4 separate regions of the Homo sapiens genome follow, and all the other regions are linked to region 3. The links are chromatin contacts, found by Hi-C in ENCODE. All regions are on one chromosome and are shown on one strand. The core of a region is the stretch at or near the end of the contact, and the rest is flanking DNA. Distances in the headings are between cores, read along the strand shown.

Evidence for each region. A loop is a pair of places that touch in the nucleus more often than their neighbours do. Pooled maps may share reads with other maps.
Region 1: a pooled map shows a loop between it and region 3 (15-fold over the local background). The contact joins the promoter of ZNF460-AS1 here to the promoter of ZNF160 in region 3. A Hi-C loop is called at or near these places in 5 of 50 pooled maps.
Region 2: a map of CD8-positive, alpha-beta T cell shows a loop between it and region 3 (12-fold over the local background). The contact joins the promoter of ZNF787 here to the promoter of ZNF160 in region 3. A Hi-C loop is called at or near these places in 1 of 168 maps with a recorded cell type or tissue (CD8-positive, alpha-beta T cell) and 5 of 50 pooled maps.
Region 4: a loop to region 3 is called in a pooled map, with 11 times the contacts of the local background. The contact joins the promoter of ZNF470 here to the promoter of ZNF160 in region 3. A Hi-C loop is called at or near these places in 5 of 50 pooled maps.

The regions. Positions count from the first base shown.
Region 1 is chr19:57,278,805-57,282,099 of GRCh38, forward strand. It overlaps ZNF460-AS1 (ZNF460 antisense RNA 1), which reads right to left and starts at 1,530. Exons shown (of 3, transcript NR_136529.1): 1 at 1,475-1,530. ZNF460 (zinc finger protein 460) reads left to right here and starts at 1,681. Exons shown (of 3, transcript NM_006635.4): 1 at 1,681-2,032. The coding sequence starts at 2,003. RefSeq lists enhancers at 877-1,816, 931-1,522, 940-2,139, 1,523-2,114, 3,043-3,162 and a silencer at 2,537-2,586.
Region 2 is chr19:56,119,436-56,122,785 of GRCh38, forward strand. ZNF787 (zinc finger protein 787) reads right to left here and starts at 1,860. Exons shown (of 3, transcript NM_001002836.4): 1 at 1,737-1,860. LOC124904772 (a long non-coding RNA gene) reads left to right here and starts at 2,175. Exons shown (of 2, transcript XR_007067348.1): 1 at 2,175-2,497. RefSeq lists enhancers at 905-1,199, 1,627-2,342 and silencers at 947-996, 1,077-1,396, 1,687-1,766, 1,777-1,896, 1,987-2,356.
Region 3 is chr19:53,102,070-53,105,083 of GRCh38, forward strand. It overlaps ZNF160 (zinc finger protein 160), which reads right to left and starts at 1,353. Exons shown (of 6, transcript NM_001322131.2): 1 at 1,196-1,353. RefSeq lists a silencer at 1,396-1,805.
Region 4 is chr19:56,565,719-56,568,717 of GRCh38, forward strand. ZNF470 (zinc finger protein 470) reads left to right here and starts at 1,750. Exons shown (of 6, transcript NM_001001668.4): 1 at 1,750-2,320. ZNF470-DT (ZNF470 divergent transcript) reads right to left here and starts at 2,303. Exons shown (of 2, transcript XM_047439806.1): 1 at 1,355-2,303. The coding sequence starts at 2,303. The coding sequence ends at 1,365. RefSeq lists enhancers at 1,430-1,479, 1,490-1,699, 2,080-2,189.

The sequences.
Region 1 (3,295 bases), core at 280-2,779, 4.2 Mb after region 3:
TTAAGATAGAGTTGCTCTGGTTCATATGCCTCTGAAAAAACCATTTAAATTTAATTATAAGAGTCTGGCCAGAGGGGGTGGCTCACGTCTGTAATCCTAGCACTTTGGGAGGCCGAGGTGGGTGGATCACCTGAGGTCGGGAGTTTGAGACCAGCCTGAACAACATGGAAGAACCCTGTCTCTACTAAAAATATAAAATTAGCCAGGCGTGGTGGCGCACACCTGTAATCCCAGCTACTCAGGAGGCTGAGGCAGGAGAATCGCTTGAACCCGGGAGGCGGAGGTTGCAGTGAGTGGAGACTGTGCCACTGCTCTCCAGCCTGGGCAACAAGAGTGAAACTCCATCTCAAAAAAAAAAAAAAAAAAAAAAAATTTAAGAGTCACAAATATGTGAAAAAGAGAATGATGTCTTTATCAATTTTCAAAAATTACTATTGCCAGTGATGAATAACAGTGTTCCTTGCACACTAATTTAGCCAAAAATATTTCTCCAAAAGTACCGCATCGTGTAGGAAATTGACTCCATCTCCATTCCTTGACTATTTTCAATCTCAAAATTAAATCTCTTGGAGAGTACTTTCTGCACACCTTTCTATTTCCTTAACCATATATATCGTCAAACCATTGAAAGCTGGACTTTATTCTCTCACTTTCATAGTCATGAAAAGAAAAAAAAAAAGTTACTGATGGGGACTCCTAAGACTTCGCATAATATAATCTTTGCATAGTCTAGGATTGTTAAAATTCCTAACAAGACTTTATAAACTCTCCTGTCTGCAACCAGTTAATGCTGGGTTGGGCCAGGGTTCCCCTCTTTCCCGTCACTTATCCATCTACGCTCATTCTTTTCATAGCCTCACCCAATATCATGACTTGAAGTAACAGTTTACAGTAATAACTCCCAAATTTATATATCCACGCTCGAACCCTCTGCCAATGTTGAATCATAGGTTGAGTATATGGCACTACGCTTTGTGGTCTTACTGACGTTTCAAACTGATCATGCTTGAAATGGGAGTACTGGGCTTCCCGGCAAGCCTGCTCCACTAGCAGCCTCCCCACCTCAGGGTACGGGAAGTCCACACGTGGCGAACGCGAAGCCTATTACATCACCCGGAAGTCCCTGCATCCTACGAAGGCTGGGCCCGGCCAAAGGAGGCCCAATAGAGGGCGGTCTGTCCTTTCCCAGCAGGCTGGGCACACTGTCAGGCGTCCTCCTTTGGGTGGCTATTTTAACTGCTCATTTATCCTTTTCTTCTATGAAAAGATCCAGAAAAGAGGCAAAGCAAGCGAGAAGTCGCGGGCCCAGCCCACAGCAGGGTAAGCACCTTTGTTCGGGGTCTGAATCGGGGCGAATATCCCCGCCTCCTGACCTCGATTTTCCTGAGCTAGAAGGGACCTTTCGACCCTCCGACTTGTGCCTATACTAAGGCGGTGGCCCTAAGACGACGCGGGGGTTCTGGTGCGCACTTACGTGCAGTCGGATGCGCTGGGTGAGTTCCCACACCCGGTAGATGTAAGGGAAAAACTGCATTACCCAGAAGGCACTGCCCCTTGCGTCGGCCGCGGACTCTGGGCCATTGACGACCCAGGACAGGAGAGTTTTCTGCGGGCCAGGGCGGCGGAGGCGGGACTTCCGCTTCTTCGTGTGACGTCATCTCCGTGGGCCGGTTTGGCCCTGAAACAGTGTGGGGCCTAGAGCGCTGGGTGGGCGCGTTCTGCGGCCTGAGCAGGGACGGGTAGTGAAGCGGTTACGCCCCTTCTTCGCGTCTTGGCGGGAGCCTGACGCCCCGCTTCTCCCCTAACGAGGTGTCCCACCGGCGCCCGCCGAGGCCTAGGCCTCCGCAGCCGCCCTCCGTCTCCTCAGCCCCGACGCTGCGCCTTGGGCCTTGTGCGCATTTTTTTCGGGGGAAAACTGAGGCTCGGAGTGCGAAAGTCAGCCGAGGTCGCCCCGCCCAGGACAGAGAAGGGCTGTGGTCGGCTGATCCGCGGCATTCCCGGGATGGCGGCGGCGTGGATGGCTCCGGCGCAGGTGAGTGGACGAGGTTTCGGCCTTGCTGCTGCTGTGCTATTTCTAGAGGCCTCGTGGGCAGGCTGGAAGCCAAGACAGCCACAGGATTTTTCTTTGTCGCCATCGTTTATTTAAGAGAAATGGCCGTGGCTTGTCATTTCCTTTATCCGCAGTCCTGCAACAGTGTTGGCCTCTGATAGGTGTTCAGTCCGTGGTTGAAGGAGTGATGCTTCCTTCTAGGGATCTCATCACACTTCCCCTAAATCCAACCTTCTCTGTTGCCTGCCAGCCCGTACCCCATCCACCTGGCCAACCACCCCTGACCTTGTCTGTTTGCATTTTTCCCTGGTCCTTTGCTCTTCAGAGCCACCAACCTGACCGTGCAGTCCTCTTCCATTTTCCAGGCTTTCTCCTTGCACTTCCTTTTACTTCGAACACTGCCCCTGTAACTTTGCAGGGCCTCCCTTTCACATCCTTTTGGCATCTGTCCAGGTGTCACCTATTTGGAGGTGCCTTTTTTGGCAATTCCGGCTAAAGTGGCACCTTACACCCTTGCCCAGAGTCTGGTATTTTTGTGTAGATAATCTGATGGTATTAAAGAAGCTTGTGGATTTGAGTTTGTCAAGGATGTAATGGGAACAAAGAAAAATAATTGCAAAGAATGATATTAACTGTCATTGAGTCCTTGCTGTGGGCTGATCGGTGAGTATTATTTAACCCTCAGTTCGTTTAACCCTGAAATTTTTTTTTTTTTTTTTTTTTTTTTTTGAGACGGAGTCTTGTTCTGTCGCCCAGGCTGGAGTGCAGTGGCGTGACCTCGGCTCACTGCAACCTCCGCCTTTTGGGTTCAAGCGATTCTCCTGCCTCAGCCTCCTGAGTAGCTGGGACTACAGGTGTGCGCCACCACGCCTGGCTAATTTTTGTATTTTTAGTAGAGACGGGGTTTTACCGTGTTGGCCACGCTGGTCTTGAACTCCTGACCTCAGGTGATCCACCCATCTGGGTCTCCCAAAGTGCTGGGATTACTCTTTAGAATTAGGTTCTGTTGTCATCATTGTTTTACACAAGAGCAATTTGAGGGTCACATACGTCCAATTACCTGCCTTACATCACTGTAGCTCTTAAGTTTCTTAAGTCAGAAACTAACAACTGGTGTGTCTAACATCATAGCCTGTGTTTTTACCCTCTTCTTTACCCGCAGTGGTTAGGGAGGCCTGGGGGTGAGACCTAAAGTAACCTTTGCAAGATGAGGCCTCCTTCTAGCCAGTGATCTTGGGCATGAGG
Region 2 (3,350 bases), core at 610-3,109, 3.0 Mb after region 3:
CAGAGCCCTTTCCATTTACTTTACACCCATCTGTTGAGGTCTGCTCTGGCTCTAAAATGAAAGCATTAAGAGCCTTCCCGCTGAGGTCAATACTATTATTACCACTCCCACTCTGTCCTGGTGGAAAGTAAGGCACTGAAGTTACTCGTCTAAGGCCACGAAGGTGAGTGGTGGGGCTGGGACTTGAACCCAGGCCTGCCCAGTCCCAGAGCTCTTGGGGAATACAACCCAGTGCCTGCACACACTCTGGCAGTGCACCAGGGAGGGGCCAGGCCGGGTGCCCGGATGGATGGATAAGACATGAGATAAGCAAGCAGGAATCTGATCTGGATGTTCTCTGAGGCCGTGCGTGGCCGGAGGACCACAGGGACTGCGCAGAGGCAGGCAGGTGAATGTCAGCAGCGTTTAGCCAAAGAGGCTTACGGTCTTCAGAGGAGCTAAGCCAGGATCAACGCAACTGTGCTTCCCGGCGCTGGGGTCAATCGGATCCCCAGATGGGTTCTAAGCACTGCGCAACATGGGACCTGGGAGCAGGACACCGCAAAGAGCAGACCAAGCCATTCCTTCCCTAAAGCCCTGACCATCCCCCGGACTGGGCTGGGTCAAAATGCCTTCCCTGGCTCCCACAGCCCCCAGACCTCTCCATCAGGGGTCTGGTCACCTTGGATGGCGACTCTGTCGCCCGGGTCTCAGTCTCTGCCTTCCACCCAGACTCCAAGCCCTTGTTCATCTCCCTGCTCCCTGTCTCTAGTGCCCGGCACAGGGCCTGGCACTGGAAAAACTTCTGCCTCCACTCACTCCTGCCTTCTGTGTCTGTGGGTCACTTTTCTGTGCGACTCTGCAGGTCCCAGAGCACTCATCCACATGAATTGGGGTCAGCTCCCTGGACTGGGGGTCGGGGTGGGGTGTCAGGAGGGCGGGGCTCCACTCTGATCCACTCGGCACAGGGGAGGGAGGCCTCAGGAGTCGCCACCCGATCCAGTCCCCGCCTTCGCCCTGCCCCGTGGGCCACGCGGTGGCTGACCTTGGCCCAGTCACTTCCCCCGCTGGGGACGCGCTTCCTCCCCGCCTGCCGAGCAAGGACGAATGAATGGGCCTCCTGCCGGCCAGAATCCCCGTAATTACCCGCCTGATCAAAGGCCACGCGCAGCCCGCCCGGGGCAGCAACGGGACCCGGGCTGACTCGAAAAGGGGAAGGAAGGGCTGGGGGGGCCGAGGGCTGAGACCGTGCCCTCGGGGCCGCGGTATCCGGCCAGGCCAGCCCAACCGCGCGGCCCCTTCCCCCACCTGGGCCTCAACTTCCCCCCGAAGTCGCCACCACTTCCGGCCACGACCGGCGGAGTTGGAACTTCGGGGGGACGGACAGCGGCCCCACCCCCGACGGCCCGCAGCAGAGGGACCCCCACCGAGGCCCCCGCTCCTGCCCCCGCCACGCGCACGCGCGCGCCCTGGACCCGGACCCGCGCACGCGCACCCCCCCTCCAGCCCCGCTCGCCGCCCGCGGGCCGCCCGGGCGCGCGTCCCCTCCCACAGCTCTTCGGCGCGCACGCGCACTCCCCCCGCCCGCGTCACCCCGGCCGCGCGCCCACTCACGCCCCCCCAGCAGCGCGCACGCGCGCCCGCCGCCCAGTCGCGCTCGCCCTCCAGTCTCCCCACCCACCCCCAGCCCAAGCCCAGCTTCCCGAAGCGCGCGCCCACCTGGCCCCCAGCGCACGGCCCCCGCCCCCACCCCTCACCTCCTTGGTCCCGGGGCCGCCGCGCCGCACTCCTCCTCCTCTCTCCTGCCTCGCGGATGGTGGCAGCGGCGGCAGCGGCGACTCAGACCCTGGGGTCAGGGGGACGGGCGCCCAGGCCGGAAGTGACCTTCCCGGCCGCTTCCGCCCGCGCCGCTCCCCCCCTTCTCCCTACTCCCTGCCCCCCGGGCCGCCACCCTGTCCTCGCCGCTCTAGGAAGGCGAGCCCGCTATCCCGGCCACCGCCCCCAGCTCTGTGGTGCCCGGCGGGCGCCTGAGGGAGCCACTTCCGGAAGTGTCTAGGACGCAGGTCCTCCGTCCATGCTCTATGGCGCCCCGCGCCGAGGGGCTTCGGCCCCGCCCCCTTCCCGGACAGGAGGTGCGGGCTGGGCCCGTTAGGCGGAGACTTCCGGGTGTCTAGGGCGGTGCCCCCCCGACAACCCGGGCTCCTCGCGCCTGCGCGGCCGGGTCCCCGGGCCCGCCGTGAGGAGAGTGAAGTGGTGGAGAGGGACGCTCGTGCCACCCCGGGTCCTCCTACCGTCTCTATCATGGTAACCCCTTCTCTGCCGCTGCACCTCCCAGTGGCCCGAGTCCAGGTGCCTTAGTTACTGGACAGAGACCCCGGGTTCCTTAGTTACTGGACAGAGAGTGCTGCGCTTCAGGTGCCATGGCCTCAGTTTCCTCCTTTCTGAAGTGATGAAAATACATTGTGCGCCTCCAAGTGCTTCACACGCACTAGGTCCTAGTCCTAACTAGGGCCTCATGGTAGGTCCTATCCCTATGTTGCAGGTGAGGAGTCAAATCACCTACCAAAAGTCACACACCCGGAATGCCAGAGCCTCGGCCCGAACCCATGGAGTTTGGCTCTAAATTCGTGTATTTAACCCTTGACTGTACACACTGCCTCGTGTCATAGCCCTGAGAATCCACTACTTCCCCCGCGTTAGGTAGGCACCTAGTAAGGACGCACTGGGTGTTAGCTGTTACTGTTGGTATTCTTGCAAAAAACACATATTTTAAAATAATTGTCCAAACCATAGTGTCCTTGTAGGCTGGTCCTTCTGGTCCTTCCTCTGTTCTGTACTTGGCTGACTCTCACCTAAGTGGCAGATGACTTATCGCTTATAATTGTTATCATCCTCACTGGTAGTCAGAAAAGATAAGAAGCTATAATTCACTGGTGGAATAACACCTTTCTCAGCCTCAATTTCTCATCTGTGGAATGGGAAAAAATAAGATAACCTGCAAGGTAATATGTGTAAGAGCTGCTTAGTTCAATACCTGGCCCATAGTAAGTTCACAAAAATGATGGTGGTTATTATTACCTATTAGCAGTGTTACATATAAGTCTATTGTTGTGGCCACTGTATACCCTCAAAGCTCAGTGAGCATCAATCATAAGATGTATATTATTGATTTAATAACATCTTTCCATGGGGTGGGGTGAACAGTGCTGTGTTAACTGTGTGTGTCAATAGGAGGATATCTGTGTCCCTCCTTCAGAAATATCACAAAGGTAAATTTTTAAATATATCTTAGAACAGAAGGAAGTGTGGCCGGGTGCAGTGGCTGACACCTGTAAATCTCAACACTTTGGGAGGCAGAGGCAGACGTCAGG
Region 3 (3,014 bases), core at 103-2,602:
ATTCTGACGATGTTGTGCCTCTTTTTTCTTCTGCTGTTTCTCCCTTCTTTGTTTTTTCCCCTTATATCTGTTCTACTCCATTCTTCCAATTTGTTTCACCTCTTGTGGCGTTTTCTTTCCAATCTTTTCATCGTCCCAATCTCCATCTATTTCTGCCTCTTTCTTACCCCATCTCCGCGCCTCCTCTGCTCTCCCTGTTAAATCCCCTCTTCCCTGTTACACCCGCTTATCCCCACTCTCTGGCACTCCCAGATCCCAGGCCTCCCTGTGTTGTGGTGCTCCCTCTGCTCGCCTTGTCACCAGCTGTCCCCTCCAGCTGTCCCAGCACCACGCAGCTCTGTCTGCCCTCGGCCAAATCCTTTCTCCTCTCCCCCACTCTCTGTCTGAGGAGGCTCCTTCTTTGCTGTCCCTCTCCTTATCTTGTTGTCCTGCATCTCGGGACATCGAGCTTTTCTCTACATTTCGCCAATTGCTTTTCTGCCCCTGCTACTTTCTTGACTGCTTCTTTCACTCTGTCGCTGCAAATCTCTCACCCATCCTCCACTTTGCCATCTGTTTATGGGTCTCCCTCATTTTTCTTTTCTCTTTCTTGGTTTTTCCATCTCCTCTCAGTGGCTCTTTGTCTCTCTTTCTCCTGATTCCCTTGGGCCACACATTCACTGGAGGGTTTGTAGTAAGATGTCTGCATGTTGGAGGAGTACATTTTCCAGGGGGTGGAGCTGGGCAGGCAAAAACACCGGGTGTCACAGGACGGGCCCCGGGCACCTCCCCAACGAGGGCTCAAGGGAAGCGGTGACTGCGAAGGGGAGGCCTGGGGAGCAGCAGGGCCCGGCACGAGGAGGAGGGAGGTGGGGGGCGACGGCGCCTTAGGACAGGGGTGGGATGTGCAGGATCCCAGGACCAGGCGGAGGCGCGGCCTCCCCGGGACTGGGTCGGCGGCGCTGCGCTCCAGGGGCCGACGAGAGCGAGGCTGGGAGGCGCCCAGGGCAGGCGGTGAGGACTTTAAGCGATGCGGGGCGGGAGGAGGAGTCAGTAAAGGATTTTAAGCAGGAAAATCCTGCTTAAACGTTTAAAAAACCGGGAAAGGCCGTGTTTACTTGGCCCAAGGCAGAAAGACCGGGGGCAGGGACCAGCCTCAGGGCGACTTTAACCCAAAAGGAAGCGTCTCCGGGCCCACACAGCAAGGCCTATTTACCTGAGGTGGAGGGTGCGGTGCGGAGATTTTAAGTCCGTAGCGACCCCCGGGCATCGGGTGTGCGAATGGGGGACGGCGAGGCGCAGGTTGAGTCTACACAGAGGAACACTCATACGCCATGGTGTGATGCTTGCTCCGCACGATCCACTTCCGGGTCTGTGGGCAACTGCGCGAAGGAAAGCGACCGAGCGGCCCGGGGCGGGGTCCGAGATGGGCGGAACCGGAAAAGGGCGGGGCGTTGAGAGAGCCGGGCTGAAGCAGGGGCCGCCAGGCAGGGACCCCAGGGAAGGAACGGGGAGGAGCCACCGGGGAGGGGTGGGGAGTGACCAAGTGGAGGGACCCGGGGGCGGGCCGGGGAGGAGCCGCCGGGGAAGGGCGGGGAGGAACCGCGGGAAGGGACCGCGGGGGAGGAAGGCGAAGGGACCGCGGGGGAGGGAGGCAGAGGGACCGCCAGGAAGGGACCCGGGGGAGAGGCGGGGCTGGACGGGACACGTTAGGGTCTGCGATTTCGTGTGATGCCCACAGCCCAGCGCCCAGAGCCATCTGTAGTGTCTTGTGGAACGGCGTAGATGTTTCAAACGGTTTCAAGTTAAAAGCACAGTTGTGTAGGTTATTTTGGAAACCAAACTGCTTTCCTCTTAGAATGGAGGCGGTTTATGTTGAAAGCATTTTTTGCTAGCGCGTTTACCCAGTAATGTTATTGACGCTGAAGCAGCCCAGGAGTCTGGGAACATGGGTTGACACGGAGCGGTGATGGCATGCTGGAAAAGTTTCTGCGATTAAAATTAAGTAATTTAAAAGCCCTGAAATTAGCAGTAACTTTTAAAAAATAGATATAAATTGCATTGTCCTTTTTTATACTTACTATTCTATTCCGTGCGAGATGACAACCTCAAACGCCTATACTTTTTTTTTTTTTTTTTGAGCCGGAGTCACGCTCTGTCGTCCAGGCTGGGGTGCAGTGGCATGATCTCTGCTCACTGCAACCTCGGCCTCCCGGGTTCAAGCAATGCTCCTGCCTCAGCCTCCCGAGTAGCTAGGATTACAGGCGCCCGCCACCACGTTCTTTAGCGGAGATGAAGTTTCACCATGTTGCCTAGGCTGGTCTCGAATTCCTGACCTCAAGTGATCCACCCGCCTCAGCCTCCCAAAGTGCTGGGATTACAGGCGTGAGCCACCATACCTGGCCCCAGGAACTACTTTCACCTACTGAATATATATTAAGTCCTTTGCCACAAAAAGATAATATACATAATTTATCTCAGAACAATTAAGATATTTACCACTGTAAATGACAAATTCAGACTTAGAGAAGGAAGATTTTATTCAAAAGGACTATTGCAATAGAGAGAATGTTCCAATCACAAGATCTGAAAATGTCCAAGAGACACAAACTAAAAAGCTTTTTTTTCTTTTTTTCATATATGGAGGAGTAAACAAGGCTAGAAAGCACAAGCACAAGTTATGAGGCTGTGGATGAGCACTTGGCATGACTACAGTTATTCAGGGAAAGTTTGTTATGTTATGTTATGTTATGTTAAAAATGTTACATATTTCTTGGAGAGAGTCTTGCTCTGTCACCCAGGCTGGAGTGCAGTGGCGTCATCTCTGCTCACTGCAACTTTTCATCTACCAGGCTCAGGCAATCCTCCCACCTCAATCTCCCCAGTAGCTGGGACTACAAGCACACGTCACCATGCCTAGTTAATTTTTGTACTTTTTGTAGAGACGGGGTTTCGCCATGTTGCTCAGGCTAGACTCGAACTCCTGAGCTCGAGGGATCCCCCACACCTTGGCCTCCCAAAGTGCTGGGATCACA
Region 4 (2,999 bases), core at 500-2,999, 3.5 Mb after region 3:
GGAGGTAAAATTCACGAAAGTGTGGGGGCCCATCTAAGATTGGGCCCCTAGGAGTTTTTAACTCACAAGTTAGCCCACACTAAGCCTCCAGCAATTCATCAAAATTATAAAAAATAAAAGTTTTTACCAGTTTATAACTCCAGTGGCTTCTGCTTCAAGTAAGCTAATCTTGGCTGTAATTTTATGTATTTTTCTTTCTCGGGATTTTGGGGTGTCAGTTACCTTTCTATCTTCAGTTCTCTGATGGATCTAAGAAAAGTTGATTTTCAGTTTGTTGAATGATTTTGTTGTTGTGAAGATGGGAATGAAGGCTTCCGAGCTCTTTATATGCCAGAGCTAAAATGAGAATATTATCATTTTCATCCAACTCAAATAACCACAAACGTTACAAGCTCTAAGATGATATTTGCTGTTTCATAGTTAAAGTATCTTCACAGCTAGACTTGGCTTTATTATGTTGTTTATGATGTCTGACATAAATTGGATCCAGGAGAGTCCAGTCTAGATGTCACTGTGTGGCCTTGGGTGATTGAGTGTGACTGGGAGGGTGAGTTAGTTTCTGGTGAGCCAGTATCTATGATGCTGTATCTTGGTCAGCTGGGGCTGCTATAACAAAATATCATAGACTAAGTGACTTGACTAAGAGACTTTATTTTTCACAATTCTGGAGGCTGGGAAGTTAAAGTGCTGGCACATTCAGTTCTTGGTGAGGGCCCCGTTGGCTTGCAAATGGGTTACATCCTGCTGTGTCCTCACATGGCCTTTGCTTGGTGGTTGTGTAAACATGGAGACCCCTCCTTCCTCTTTTTTAATAAGTGCACTGACCCCATCATAAGGGTATCACCCTTATGACCTAATCTAAAACCAGTTACCTCCCCAAAGTCCCACCTCCTAACGTCATCACACTAGGGGTTAGGGTTTCACCATAGTAATTTTGGGAGGACATATTCAGCCTATAACATGTTGTGTCATGGTGAGACTGGCAATGCTAGATTTCGTGATTTCCTAAAAAATAAAATAAAAATAAAAAACTAAGCACCTACTATGTGCTGTTTTAGTCACTGAGAATATAACCCTGAACAGGACGGAAGCTGTGTGCCTTCTTGGAACCCTCCTTCCAGCAGGGAGAGATAAAATGGGGTGGGGGGAGGTGAGGGGCGTACCGTATATCAGAGAGCAGTAACTAGTAGGCATGAAATAAAACAGGTTCCACACGCGCACCATCAGAAAGTCACAAGTGTGCAAAGCAGACAAATCCCAATCTCCTCACTTTTCTATCGCGTAGGCCCCGCCCGCGCCCCAAGCCCCGCCCTGTCATGGTTTTCCTCTCCAGAGGGTAGCCGCTACGCCTTACCGACTGCGTTTCAGTGCTGTCCCACTGCTCCTGCACACCCCACGCCTGCGACCCTACCCACCACGGACAGGCGCTCCTGCGAGCTGGAAGCCAGTTCTCTGCGTCCTGAGCCTGGCAGCTGCATCTGAACACTCGGAGCCTGGCGATGGCTTCCAGAAACCCCTGCGCCGTGGGTCGCTTCAGTGAAGGGGCCTGTACTTCGGCGACCCAGACTCCGGGCTGAGAGGCCTCCTAATCCAACCAGGAGGACCAGGAGAGGCCCAAAAGGGGACACAGGGCAGTGACCGCCAGGCTTGGAGAGGAGCCGCTCCTGGCAAAGCCAGCGCCCTATTTCTGAACGCCGCCTCCGTTCCGGACTACACTTCCCAGGGGCTATTGCAGCGGAGGACACGCCCACTTCCGGAAAGGACCCAAAGCCGGGCGAGTGCACGTCCCGCCGGTTGCTGAGGAGAAGGGAGGTCTGGGCGGGGCAGCGGCCGAGGCTGGACTGGGGCGCGGCGGGGGCGGTGTCCTGGTTCCTGTGTGGGCGGCGGGCGTGAGCGTGCGCGTGTGGCCTGGTGGCTGTGAGTGCCCATACGTGGTGAGCGTGCGGTGCTGTGCTGAGGAGGGGCGAGCGCGCGCGGGGATGGCGGCCCGGTGTGTGACTGTCCGGTGCGTGGCCGCGAATCTGCGCCTGCGTGCATGGCCCGGCGGCGTGCGGAAGGCGGTGTGTGTTGGAATGAGTGAAGCACTTTAAGTGGCCAAGAGCAGGAAACCCGGCCGGAGGAGGCTTACCCCGTTCTCCCCTGTATCGACTGCGTAGAGCCCAGTGTGGGCAAAGTCCTAGAGCCCGGGGAAGTTGCCCGGGCGGGGCAGCCTCGGCTGAAGCATTTCCTGTCAGCCCTATCTGGAAGGGGCAGAGCCCAGGACAGGGCTCCATGTCCACAGGACGGCGAGGAGCGAAGACCATGGGGACTGAGTACACAGGTAAGAGTGACAGATGACGGATGTGGCTGCCGGAGTGGACATTGAGGTTTTGGGTGCTGTCTTTCGGGGTTCAGGTGCTGGAGGAGGATGTCCCCCGTTTCTAAGGCTAGTGGACCTGGAAGTCGAAAGATTTGGAGGGTCACCTTGGGTCAGAGTGGAGCTGGGTTTAGTTAGGGAGGGACCTTGACTTGGCCAGAGACACCTAACCAGATAACCTGACTCAGGTCCTTGGTATATCACTAAGGGCCCATGGGAGAGAACACTACCCGTAATATTACCCATTATAGCATTACTTCTGGGTACTCTGCTGCTGTTGAAGGAATAGCTCAGCATTTAGATTTTTACCCGTCAGAGCCTTGTCCCATCTATCACTGTAGGATTTGGGAAGAAGGCGAGATTCACAGCTTCACCCAGAAATGCCGAGGCATTCCAGCCTTTCTATGGCTTAATCACGTTCTAGTCAATAACGGAAGATATCCCCATTCCTTGGGCTTCTCTCCCTCCCCTCTGGCCTCCCACTCCAATAAAGAGAAAGGGGGAGGAAGGGCTATTTTTAGCCATATTGTTCTGTGCTTGTTTAGTTTCCTGCATGCTATAGTAATAGCTAATGTTTAATGAGTGTTTATTATGTGCCAGACACAGTTCTAAGACCTTTTGGGAGTATCAGCACCAAACTTCA